Linked DNA regions of Homo sapiens: region 2 is linked to region 1. A link is a contact called in ENCODE Hi-C or POLR2A ChIA-PET data. All regions are on one chromosome and are shown on one strand. The core of a region is the stretch at or near the end of the contact, and the rest is flanking DNA. Distances in the headings are between cores, read along the strand shown. Region 1 holds the start of AMHR2 (anti-Mullerian hormone receptor type 2). Region 2 holds the start of ATP5MC2 (ATP synthase membrane subunit c locus 2).

Evidence for each region. A loop is a pair of places that touch in the nucleus more often than their neighbours do. ChIA-PET counts read pairs that join two places held with the same protein, here RNA polymerase II (POLR2A). Pooled maps may share reads with other maps.
Region 2: a loop to region 1 is called in a pooled map, with 4 times the contacts of the local background. The contact joins the promoter of ATP5MC2 here to the promoter of AMHR2 in region 1. A Hi-C loop is called at or near these places in 6 of 50 pooled maps. POLR2A ChIA-PET finds 5 or more read pairs at or near these places in 4 of 52 experiments (WTC11, activated CD8-positive, alpha-beta memory T cell, activated naive CD8-positive, alpha-beta T cell and 1 more).

What each region holds. Positions count from the first base shown.
Region 1 is chr12:53,419,965-53,425,104 of GRCh38, reverse strand. It overlaps AMHR2 (anti-Mullerian hormone receptor type 2), which reads right to left and starts at 1,250. Exons shown (of 11, transcript NM_020547.3): 1 at 1,122-1,250; 2 at 635-817; 3 at 205-396. The coding sequence starts at 1,170. RefSeq lists a cis regulatory region at 3,163-3,681 and an enhancer at 3,366-3,932.
Region 2 is chr12:53,671,877-53,677,702 of GRCh38, reverse strand. ATP5MC2 (ATP synthase membrane subunit c locus 2) reads left to right here and starts at 1,620. Exons shown (of 5, transcript NM_005176.7): 1 at 1,620-1,650; 2 at 5,058-5,127. The coding sequence starts at 5,089. RefSeq lists enhancers at 1,129-1,358, 1,469-1,918.

The DNA of each region.
Region 1 (5,140 bases), core at 1-2,500:
TCCCCTCCTGAGAGCTTGCGTCTCAACCCACCCCCACCCTGGTCACAAGACCCCTTATCTCCCAGTCACCAGGGCAACCAACTTCCCAAGGCCAGGAGGAGGAAAGCGTGGGGCGGGAGTAGGGTGAGAACTGGCCCTGGTTCCACCTCTCATCCTAACCTGGGCCCCAGCCCCCATCAGGCTTCAGTACCCTTGGGTGGCTACCTGGGGCAGCCTGGGGACCCTGGGAGCCAGGAGTCCCAGGGCTCCCTGGAGGAGGCAGATGGCTGTAATTGGCATTGCAGAAGTCAGTGCCACAGGAGCAGGTGAAGAGAGTGGAGCCAGGGCTGGGGTGGGCTCGGGGACTTGGGTCACAGTGGAGGGACTCACAGCCTGGCTCATCACTGTCTCGGCATCCTGATGGGATGGGATTAGGGGAAGAGGAGAGAAAGGGGGGGCAAGGAAGAAAGCACAATGGGGTGTGGAAACAGAGGGTAAATCCCTTCTCTATCAGAGGCGTCCCTTCCAGCTCTCATGGGCTTTTCTTTCCCACCAGATGTTCTATTTCTCCCCTTCCCCCTTGGTTGCCACCCACACCCCAGGATGTGTCTGTCTCCCACCCTAGCCATCACCTGCCATATACTTTGCCATTCACCTTGCATTTCCACCTGTGCCCGGTCTTGGGTCAGGTTCCAGATCCCAAAGCAGCAGCGGCTGTAGAGGCAGCGGATAGCTCTGGGGAGCTCTGTGCCTGTATCTAGCAGCTCTCCCAGTGTCTTTGTGCTTCCCCGCACTCCAGGGGCCTCAAAGAACACACAGGTTCGCCTGTTTGGGGGTGCTGAGGCCCAGGGTGGGGAAAGGAAAAGATTCAAGGTGGGAGTGAATGCAGAGGCAAAAAACTGGCCAAAAGAATAGACAAAACATGTTCCACATCCCAGCGTCAGTATGGTAAAGCCACAGGAGGAAGCAGGGTCAGCAGAGGCCTGGAACCTGAGCCCTGCCATGGGGACACATGGCTCTATCCTTCACCCTTACTCACCCAGCCCACTCACCACTCTTCCAAAGGGGTGGCTCTTGCTTCAAGCGCCCCTTTCCCTTGCTGGATGGATGGAGAGACCCTTCCCCTCCCTGTAGACACTTACCTTCCACAGCTGTGGGAAGTAATGCCCAAAGCCCCAAAGACCCTAGCATCTTGCTGGAGGATGGCAGCAGCAGAAGGAGAAGAGCATAAGCCAGCACAGCTGCCCCTGGCCAAATCTTTCTTCAGATACAGGGCATCCTGGGGCTTCTGATCCCTCAGTCCCCAACTCCGCCCCCCTCATCCTATCCCAGCCTCTGTGGGGGAGAAGGCTGCTGTGGGGGAGAGGGTGGGTGTGGGGAAAGCAGGGAAAGAAAGGGAGGAGCAGAGAACCAATCTCATATCCTCTTCTCTTCTGCAACCTCCTCTTTGCTCTGCATAGTGAGAGGAGGGGAACTTGGAGGCCCAGCTGAGAACCCAGTGATGCCTAATTTCAAATCTTTGCCCTTCCCTGACCTTGGAAGAAGATGCTGGACTCTGTTGACTCTTCTCAGGAGGAAACCAATGTGAGGTCAAATGCTTAGAGCCATTCAGCTCTGCCCAAGATCCTTTCTAGCCTAAGATCTCTTTATATTCAGGGTTCATATCTGCAACTGCTTGGGCAGAGGAAGGCCTCACAGCCCATATTAGAGGTTACCTTGTTTTCCAACTTAAGAATCAGAAAGTATACAAAACTTACCTGAATTTTTAAAAAACACATTGAAAACAGTAACAATGGTAAATTTTGCTATGTGGATTTTTTTTTTTTTTTTTTTGAGACGGAGTCTCGCTCTTCTCCCCCAGGCTGGAGTGCAGTGGCACGATCGCAGCTCACTGCAACCTCCGCCTCCTGGGTTCAAGCTATTCTCCTGCCTCAGCCTCCTGAGTAGCTGGGATTACAGGCGCCTGCCACCACACCTGGCTAATTTTTGTATTTTTAGTAGAGACGGGGTTTCACCATGTCAGCCAGGCTAGTCTCGAACTCCTTACCTCAGGTGATTTGCCCGCCTCGGCCTCCCAAAGTGCTGGGATTATAGGCGTGAGCCACCATGCCTAGCCGTGGATTTTACTTAAAAAAAAAAAACACATTGGTTCACAGGCTGAACAAATACCCATTATTAAGGAGGTAACAAATTTCTTATCAAGCACCTACTATGTGCTGGGGCACAGCTAGGGCTATGCATTTTACAATCATCTCATCTAATTCTCCCCTGAAATATTTATTATTATTATTTTATTTATTTATTTTTTGAGACCGAGTGTCGCTCTGTCACCAGGCTAGAGTGCAGTGGTGCCATCTTGGCTCACTGCAACCTCTGACTCCCTGGTTCAAGCGATTCTCCTGCCTCAGCCTCCCGAGTAGCTGGGATTACAGGCACGCACCACCATGTCCAGCTAATTTTTGTATTTTTAGTAGAGACAGGGTTTCACCATGTTGGCCAGGATAGTCTCGATCTCGTGACCTCGTGATCTGCCCGCCTTGGCCTCCCAAAGTGCTGGGATTACAAGTGTGAGCCACTGTGCCTGGCCTATTATTTTTATTATTTCCATTTTATAGGTAAGAAAACTGAACTTACGTAAGTCGCCCAAAGTCATTCAGCTAGGAAATAGCAGAGCTGGAATTTGAACTTAGGCAGGTCTGACTCCAAAGTCCAGGTTCTAGTCTTATTTTTATTATTATTTTTGTACTTTTAGTAGAGACGGAGTTTCACCATGTTGGCCAGGATGGGGTCGATCTTTTTTTTTTTTTTTTTTTTTTTGAGATGGAGTCTTGCTCTGTCGCCCAGGCTGGAGTGCAGTAGCGCGATCTCGGCTCACTGCAAGCTCTGCCTCCCGGGTTAACGCCATTCTCCTGCCTCAGCCTCCCGAGCAGCTGGGACTACAGGCGGCCGCCACCACGCCCGGCTAATTTTTTGTATTTTTAGTAGAGACGGGTTTTCACCGTGTTAGCCAGGATGGTCTTGATCTCCTGACCTCGTGATCCGCCCGCCTCGGCCTCTCAAAGTGCTGAGATTACAGGCGTGAGCCACTGCGCCCGGCCGAAGGGGTCGATCTCTTAACCTCGTGATCCCTCCGCCTCGGCCGCCCAAAGTGCTGGGATTGCAGGCGTGAGCCACCGCACCCGGCCGGCTCTATTCTTTGTATTACACTATACTGCCTGAAAGACGTACAAAATTCAACAATGAAAAAAAATTACCACTTAATACTATACTTGGACATTTGAATTTAAATTGTTGAGAAAATATGCATCATTACCTGCCAACAGGCCACTAACTAAAAAGGGAGGGTACAGTTCAAACTATCACCACCAGAGGTCAGCAGAGGAGAAATTCCCTGCTGCGGTGAGAGGGCAGAAAGTACCTCCTCTGATGACTAATACATATAGTATACCTCCTACATTTACTAAGCTTCAGGGACTATAAAATGTGAAGGGCGGGCACAGGATGTGGAGAGTTTCAGCATGGAGTTGGGAGGAGAGGGCTATGGCTTGTTCTGCAGTAGAGACAGAGGAGTCCAACTCCACCAGACTCTTTCCCAGAGTAAGAAACAACAGAAATAGGTAATCACTTCCACACCTGTGAGCCACTGGCTCCTTGAGAATTAAGAGTCAGAGGGGACTTGTTCTCTGTTTCCCTAGCTTTCTGTCCCCCTAGTGGCTTCCTGGAAACCCTTTCTTGGAATGATCTGGCTTAGACCAGGGAGGACAGTCTGAGTACCGACATTTTTTTTTTTTTTTTTTTTTGAGACGGAGTCTCGCTCTGTCACCCAGGCTGGAGTGCAGTGGTGCGATCTCGGCTCACTGCAACCTCTGCCTACCGGGTTCAAGCGATTCTCCGGCCTCAGCTTCCTGAGTAGCTGGGACTACAGGCGCATACCACCACGCCCGGCTAATTTTTGTATTTTTAGTAGAGACGGGGTTTCGCCATGTTGGCCAGGCTGGTCTCAAACTCCTGACCTCAGGTAATCCGCCCCCCTCGGCCTCCCAAAGTGCCGGGATTGCAGACGGGAGCCACTGCGCCCAGCTTGAGTACTGACTTTTTGATTCTGGGGTCTTTCTTCTGGGAAACCTGCATGAAAGGAAGAGATAGTAAAAGTTCCAGTAGTTGTGAAACAGCAGCGGGAGGAATGACCAGGGCTCGAGATAGCCGCCCATCCTTCTTTGGACCCTTCCAGGAGTCTGCAGGGCCTTGCCAGTGAGATGGAATGTTGTGCTTCCAGCTACTTTCCTTCACTAGCCCCAGATCAGATAAGTCTGGGGTGGTGTGTGTGGTGGGGTGTGAGGGGAGATTTGAAGGTGAAATAGCTTCTTTTGTCTGGAATGTCTCAGGAGACTATCTCCTCCAGAGTGGGAGCAGCGTAAGGATCAGGCAGAAAGGCAGTCTCCTCACCCAAAGCTTCGGATAACTAATTCTTTCCAAGATAGAAACATTCCAGTCAGGTTTATGGGAACTATACCTGCTCTGGGCTGTTAGGTTTTAGAGTTAAGATGGTGATAGAGGCTGGGCGCTGTGGTTCATGTCTGTAATCCCAGTACTTTGGGAGGCCAGGAGTCCCCCTGGGTAACATAGCGAGACCCCCACCTATATTATTTTTAAAAAAAAATTTCCTTTTTTTTTGAGACGGAGTCTCACTCTGTCATTCAGGCTGGAGTAAAGTGGTGCAATCTCCGCTCACTGCAACCTCCGCCTCCTGGGTTCAAGCAATTCTCCTGCCTCGGCCTCCCAAGTAGCTAGGATTACAGATGCCTGTCACCATGCCTGGCTAATTTTTTGTATTTTTAGTAGAGATGGGGTTTCACTATGTTGGCCAGGCTGGTTTCAAACTCCTGATCTCAGGTGATCCACCGCCTAGGCCTTCCAAAGTGCTGGGATTACAGGCGTGAGCCACTGCGCGGGGCCAAAAAAAATGTATTTCATTAGGTGCTGGGCCTACAAAGATAGAGGTGTGATTACTGCCCTCTGGGAACTCATAGTGTAGAAATGCAGGTGGATATTGACAAGCAACCGGAAAACTGTGTTTCCTACTAGGGGCATGAGGAAGGAGCTATACAAATAGATCAAGTAAGCTAATTCTGCCTAGGGCATAGAAGAAAGGTGCCCAGAG
Region 2 (5,826 bases), core at 371-2,870, 250 kb before region 1:
ACAACTAAAACTGGAGATTTGGGGATTTCAGAGGAACCTGTGAGAATCCTGATGGAGCTGGAAATGCGAATTTAGGAAAGACAGGCAGTCTACCACCCTCCTCTTCTCGCCCGCTTCTCCTATTTCTCCCCACTCCTTCCCCTCCCTTTCAGGAGCTCAGGGCCATAAAAATGCAGATGGAGGATCGGTGTGAAATAACGGGCCCATATAAATCCCTCTGCCGCCCGCCTGCAAGATGGATTGGCCGCATTGAAATTCCTCCGCGAGGATAATTAAACTCGGGGCCTCATCCGGGCAAAATTACATTCCTGTAATGGCGTCGCTCGGGGTCCCGGGAAATTGCTCCGTGGGCTTTCAGCGGCGGTTTTTATCGCCGGCCGGGGTGTGCCTGTCTGCGGCTCGCCTCTCCTCCGGGACCGTAAAGCTGCTGCCGTGATTTATCCTCCCCTTCTCCCAAATCCGATTAAATGGAGGAGCTCGGGGCCGGGGCGCCGCGGGGCCCGGGAGCCGGGAGGGGGCGGCGGGAAGGACGGGGCCAAGGAGGGGAGGACAAACGGCCCCTCAGAGAGTGGCGGATTTGCCTTTATTTACAGCCGCGGCTTTCTTTTTATTTTTTATTTTTTATGGGGTTTGGTGAGCTTTTCCCGTCTTTCTCGTGCTGCGTTCAAGCACGATGCAGGGACGGCAGGGGTTTGGAACTGGATAGGCCTTGTCGCCCTGTTCCAAAGGGCAGGGCAGGTCCTGTCTGGGAGACAAGGAGGCCTAGGAAAGATGAGGGCCAGGAAGCCTCCCCCACCTCCTTCCATCAGGGGAAGGGCGAGCGAAAGGGGAGAGAAAACCCACGTTCAGGAGAGCATGGGGGCGGGAGGGGAGGGCGCTGCTTATCCCAACTCGCGTAGTTGAAACCTGAGCAGAGGCTCGGGCAAGCCTGGAGTGACCTCGCAACCTTACAGCGGGTCGCAGGTGCCCGTTATTCCTAGACTGTCCCAGGAGCCAGGAAAGAGGGATTCGGATCATATTTAACCCTATCTTCTGGCTCGCTGATGCTGCTTCTCTCATGGTTTATCACCGGAATGGAAAGGAGGAAACGGGGAGTGGGGGAAAGGGCGAAGCCACCAGAAGCAGCTGCGGCATTTTGCTGACTATTCGCCCATGGAGCCGGTTTGCCATCCAGTGATGCCAGAGTCCCGGCGCGACAGAAAGCAGGACTCCCAAGATCTTCCTCCTGCTGCATTTTAGGCACTGAACCCCAATCCCGACCGTATGTTAACACTGAATTCTGAGTAGGAGTTTTGTTTTGGCAGTGTGACGACTGCGCATGCTCGGAAAGGGGACGCAAGTCCGAGATCCCAAACGCGGTACAGACCAAACCGCAGTCCACGTTACGGATCGGCTTACTCCGCGGAGTTGGCCTCATTTCTGCAGTCGGCGCTCCCTGTAGTTTCTCCTCTCGAACGCCAGGTGGAGCAACCGGCCGGATACCGCCACAGCCCTGGCAGGCGGCGCTGTGATGCCTGAGCTGATCCTGTATGTTGCAATCACTCTATCCGTGGCTGAGCGACTCGTTGGCCCGGGTCACGCATGCGCTGAGCCTTCCTTTCGCTCTTCCCGCTGCTCCGCCCCTCTCTGTCTTCTCTGCAGTGGGAGCAGGTAAGGCCTTGGGACCTAGAGCCCTCTGTGCGCTGCGCACGCGCGCGGGACACCTCACCTTGCGCGGATGCTTTGAGGCGCTTACCTTGCGTGCTCCCACCCTGGTCCTCTCGCCCTTTCTTGCTTCCGCTATCCCTTAGCCTTAGAGTTGGCTCTTCCGCGTGCCGGTGACCTCCAACCGCGCGGGCCTGGCGCCATCTTGGATGTCTCGCAGGGGGAGGATACCTTGGAGCTGGCCAAAGTTAGATCCTGGAGTGCTGCTTTTCACCTGTTCCACCCAGTCCCTGCAAACACTCTTTTCTCGCCCTCTGGCCCTTTCAGATTGTGACAACCCCCAGGCTCTCCCCTCCTATCTCTGCTTTCTCTTCTCATCCTGACTTGTGCCTTCTTTATTCTGAAATCTCCAGACTTTAGGCCCCAGAACCTCAGGTGCTCCGAGCAATGGAGATAGTGGATCGTCTAAAGTCACCAATCCCTCTAGTCAGCACCCCTCAATTTAAAAAGTAAACCTTGAACATGGTAGAAGTGGGAAAAAAAGCCAAAACATCGCCTCCCGTTAGGTTGTGGCTTGGGATAGCTAAGGCAGAAGAGAGAGGCTGGTTGCTTTGGAATCACTAGTTATTTACCAGTACCTTTCTCGCATCCCGGCACGCTGGTGAAGTTGTAAAAGTCACAAATGGTGGGCTAGAGATGAGGGTTTCTGTTGAGGCAGCAGGCCCAGAAAGGTGGGGTAAGGCCAAGCTAGTGGGGCCAGCATGAGACCCTGCCTGCCAGCTTTCCTGTGAAGGATTAATTAACCTCCCCAGATTCTGCTGTTACAAGGAAAAGAAGGTTTAAGGAAAGGAATAGTTAAGTTACTACCCCTGTGACTCATCTACACTGAGGAAAAAGCCCGTGATGATTTTGGAGTCCTGATTCTGGATAGTGCCTTTGCCCAAGTTGTAGGCTAACAATTGCAGAGTTGCCATGGTTAGATAGCCAATGGTGGGATCACTTAATTGCCACCCCTTGTTGTGGGTTTATTATATGCCAGCACCACATTAAACTCTTTATGTATGTTAATTTGTAAATGAACATACTTAATCCCCCTAAGAGCTGCATTTTACAAAGAAGATAATAAGGTATAATTCCCTTAGAAAAGAACCACCCCTTCTTTTTCTAAAAGCCTTAAAGAACTATTGGATTTTGACCCAAGAAAACCTGAATAGTACGGCAGCAAAATTGGGTTAGAGTTACATATAGGCAAAAATCAGAGTTCTAGATAGGACAAGAGTTGAAGACATCCATTAACTTAAAAGTAATTAAGGCTGGGTGTGGTGGCTCACACCTGTAATCCCAACACTGGGAGGCCAAGGTGGGAAGATCTTTTGATGCCAGGAGTTCCACAATAGCCTGGGCAAAAAATAAATTAAGAGCAATTAAGATGTTGGATTCAGAAGTGTTTTAACCTGGGACAATCTGAGTTCAGTTCATTTAATGAAGTGGTATTTAATAGCCCTAAGCATTCACTGAGTATTTCAGCCTGTGACATATTAGAAAGCATGTAACTTAAAAGATCCAAGTTCAAGTCTATCCTCTACCACTACCACAGTTTCAAGACTGGGTTTAGGGTCACGCTCTTGCGTTAAGTATACCTAATAATCATCTGGGAAACTTGTTTGAAATACAGGGCACTTGAGCCTTATTCCCAGAGATCTTTTTTGTTTGTTTATAGACAGGGTTTCACGTTGTTGCCCATACTGGACAACTGGCGTGATCATAGCTCACTGAAGCCTCCAGCTCCTGGGTTCAAGCAGTCCTCCTGCCTCAGCTTCTGGAGTAGCTGGGACTACAGGTGCACTTCCACCTCACCTGGCTAATTTTATGTTTTGTAGAGATGAGGTCTTGATGTTTGCCCAGGCTGGTCTCAAACTCCTGGCTTCAAGTTATCTTTCCGCCCCAGCTTCTCAGTGTTGGGATTACAGGAATGAGCCACTGAACCTAGCTCCCCCAGAGATCTTGACCAGGAAGGTCCAAGTTGCGCCCAAGAATATGCATTTTTTAATACGTACACCACCCAGATAATTCTAGTTCAGATGGGCTTCTCACTTCACTTGGAGAAACCCTGCCTTTAGGTTTTTAACTCACCTTCTGTTTGAGGTAAGTTCACTTCTACCAACTTAGATACCTATAGGGTGTCAGATCTTCTTTAGATCTTGGGGAGACACAATTTAATACTTTTTTTTTTTTTTTTGAGACAGTTTCCCTCTTGTTGCCCAGGCTGGAGTACAATGGCGCAATCTTGGCTCACCGTAGCCTCTGCCTCCTGGATTCAAGCAATTCTCCTGCCTCAGCCTCCTGAGTAGCTGGGATTACAGGCATGCACCACCATGCCCGACTAATTTTGTATTTTCAGTAGAGACGGGGTTTCTCCATGTTGGTCAGCCTGGTCTCGAACTCCTGACCTCGTGATCTACCCGCCTCAGCCTCCTAAAGTGCTAGGATTACAGGCGTGAGCCACTGCGCCCAGCCACTAATACCTTTTGGATAGACTAATAACAGAGTTCCTCCTTGATCTTCCTCATCTTATTAATACAGGAAATTGAAGTATTTTCAGGAATCAGATACTTCCAGGGATCAGCAAAGAGATTGTTGGAGACCTTCCAGTGTCTTGGCCTTCAACAAATATCTCCCAAAACTACAAAGACTCTAAAGGGCAACTTTTTGTTTGTTTGTTTGTTTGTTTGTTTGTTTTGAGATGGGGTCTCGCTCTGTCACCCAGGCTGGAGTGCAGTGGCGTGGTCTCGTCTCACTGCAACCTCCGCCTCCTGGGTTCAAGCAATTCTCCTGCCTCAGCCTCCTGAGTAGCTGGGATTACAGGCGCGTGCTACCACACCTGGCTAATTTTTGTATTTTTAGTAGAGGTGGGGTTTCACCATGTTGGTCAGGCTGGTCTCGAACTCCTGACCTCGTGATCCGCCCGCCTCGGCCTCCCAAAGTGCTGGGATTACAGGTGTGAACCACGTGCCCAGCCTAAACGGCAACTTTTAAAGGTCCAGATGATGAAGTCTTGAGAAGCGTTCCTTTTGAATAAAAACTAAGGAAAACTTAGGCAAAAGACACTCTGGGAAAATTCCTGTGGCAACTGCAAATCATGAGGCTATGGAAATGGGTAACAGGTCTTACCTGAACCCAAGTGTTCACTTGTTCAGACCAGGGGAAGTCACTTCATTATAAGGAAATCTTGGGAGCTGTGTGGGGTTTCTGGAAGAAGTCATGACTTCAGGGTTTTAATTCTATTTCTGCCAATGACTTAAGGTCAGTCACTGTTTTCTGGGCCAGTTAAGCTTTCTAGGGCCCCTTTTCTGCTAATAAGGATATAGTTTAGTGAATAAGGAGCGTTTACAATACTGCTTCTGTAATTCCAGCTCTCCTGCCACAGCTCCTCACCCCCTGAAAATGTTCGCCTGCTCCAAGTTTGTCTCCACTCCCTCCTTGGTGAGTACCTGCTTTTCTGGGAGAGTTTTAAAGGAGAGACATCTTGTCTCTCTCTTTCCATCAGACCTTGTTCTTCACAGCAAGGCTGGGGGAGAGGAGGTCCAGGCGGGCAGATCACTTGAGGCCAGGAGTTCAAAACCAGCCTGGCCAACATGGCGAAACCCCATCTCTACTAAAAAAACGAAAACCAGTTGGGCATGGTGGCGGGCGCCTGTAATCCCAGCTACTCAGGAGGCTGAGGCAACAGAATAGCTTGAACCCAGGAGGTAGAGGTTGCAGTGAGCCAAGATCGCACCACTGCACTCCAGCCTGGGCGTCAGAGCAAGACTCTGTCTCAAAAAATAAATAAATAAGTAAATAAGTAAGAAAGATTCTTGGGGAGGGAAGGCCCTCTGCTATGATTGCGTAACAGGATAGAGTGAATGCTTGCTAGATACTCTCCTGCCCCATATCCCTTGGCGGCCAGTTAATTTTTTTTTTTTTTTTTTTTTTGAGACAGAGTTTCGCTCTTGTTGCCCAGGCTGCAATGGCGCGATCCACCACAACCTCCGCCTCCCGGGTTCAAGCAGTTCACCTGCCTCAGACTCCCAAGTAGCTGGGGTTACAGGCACCTGCCACCATACCCAGCTAATTTTTGTATTTTTAGTAGAGATGGGGTTACACCATGTTGGCCGGGCTGGTCTCAAACTCCTGACCTCG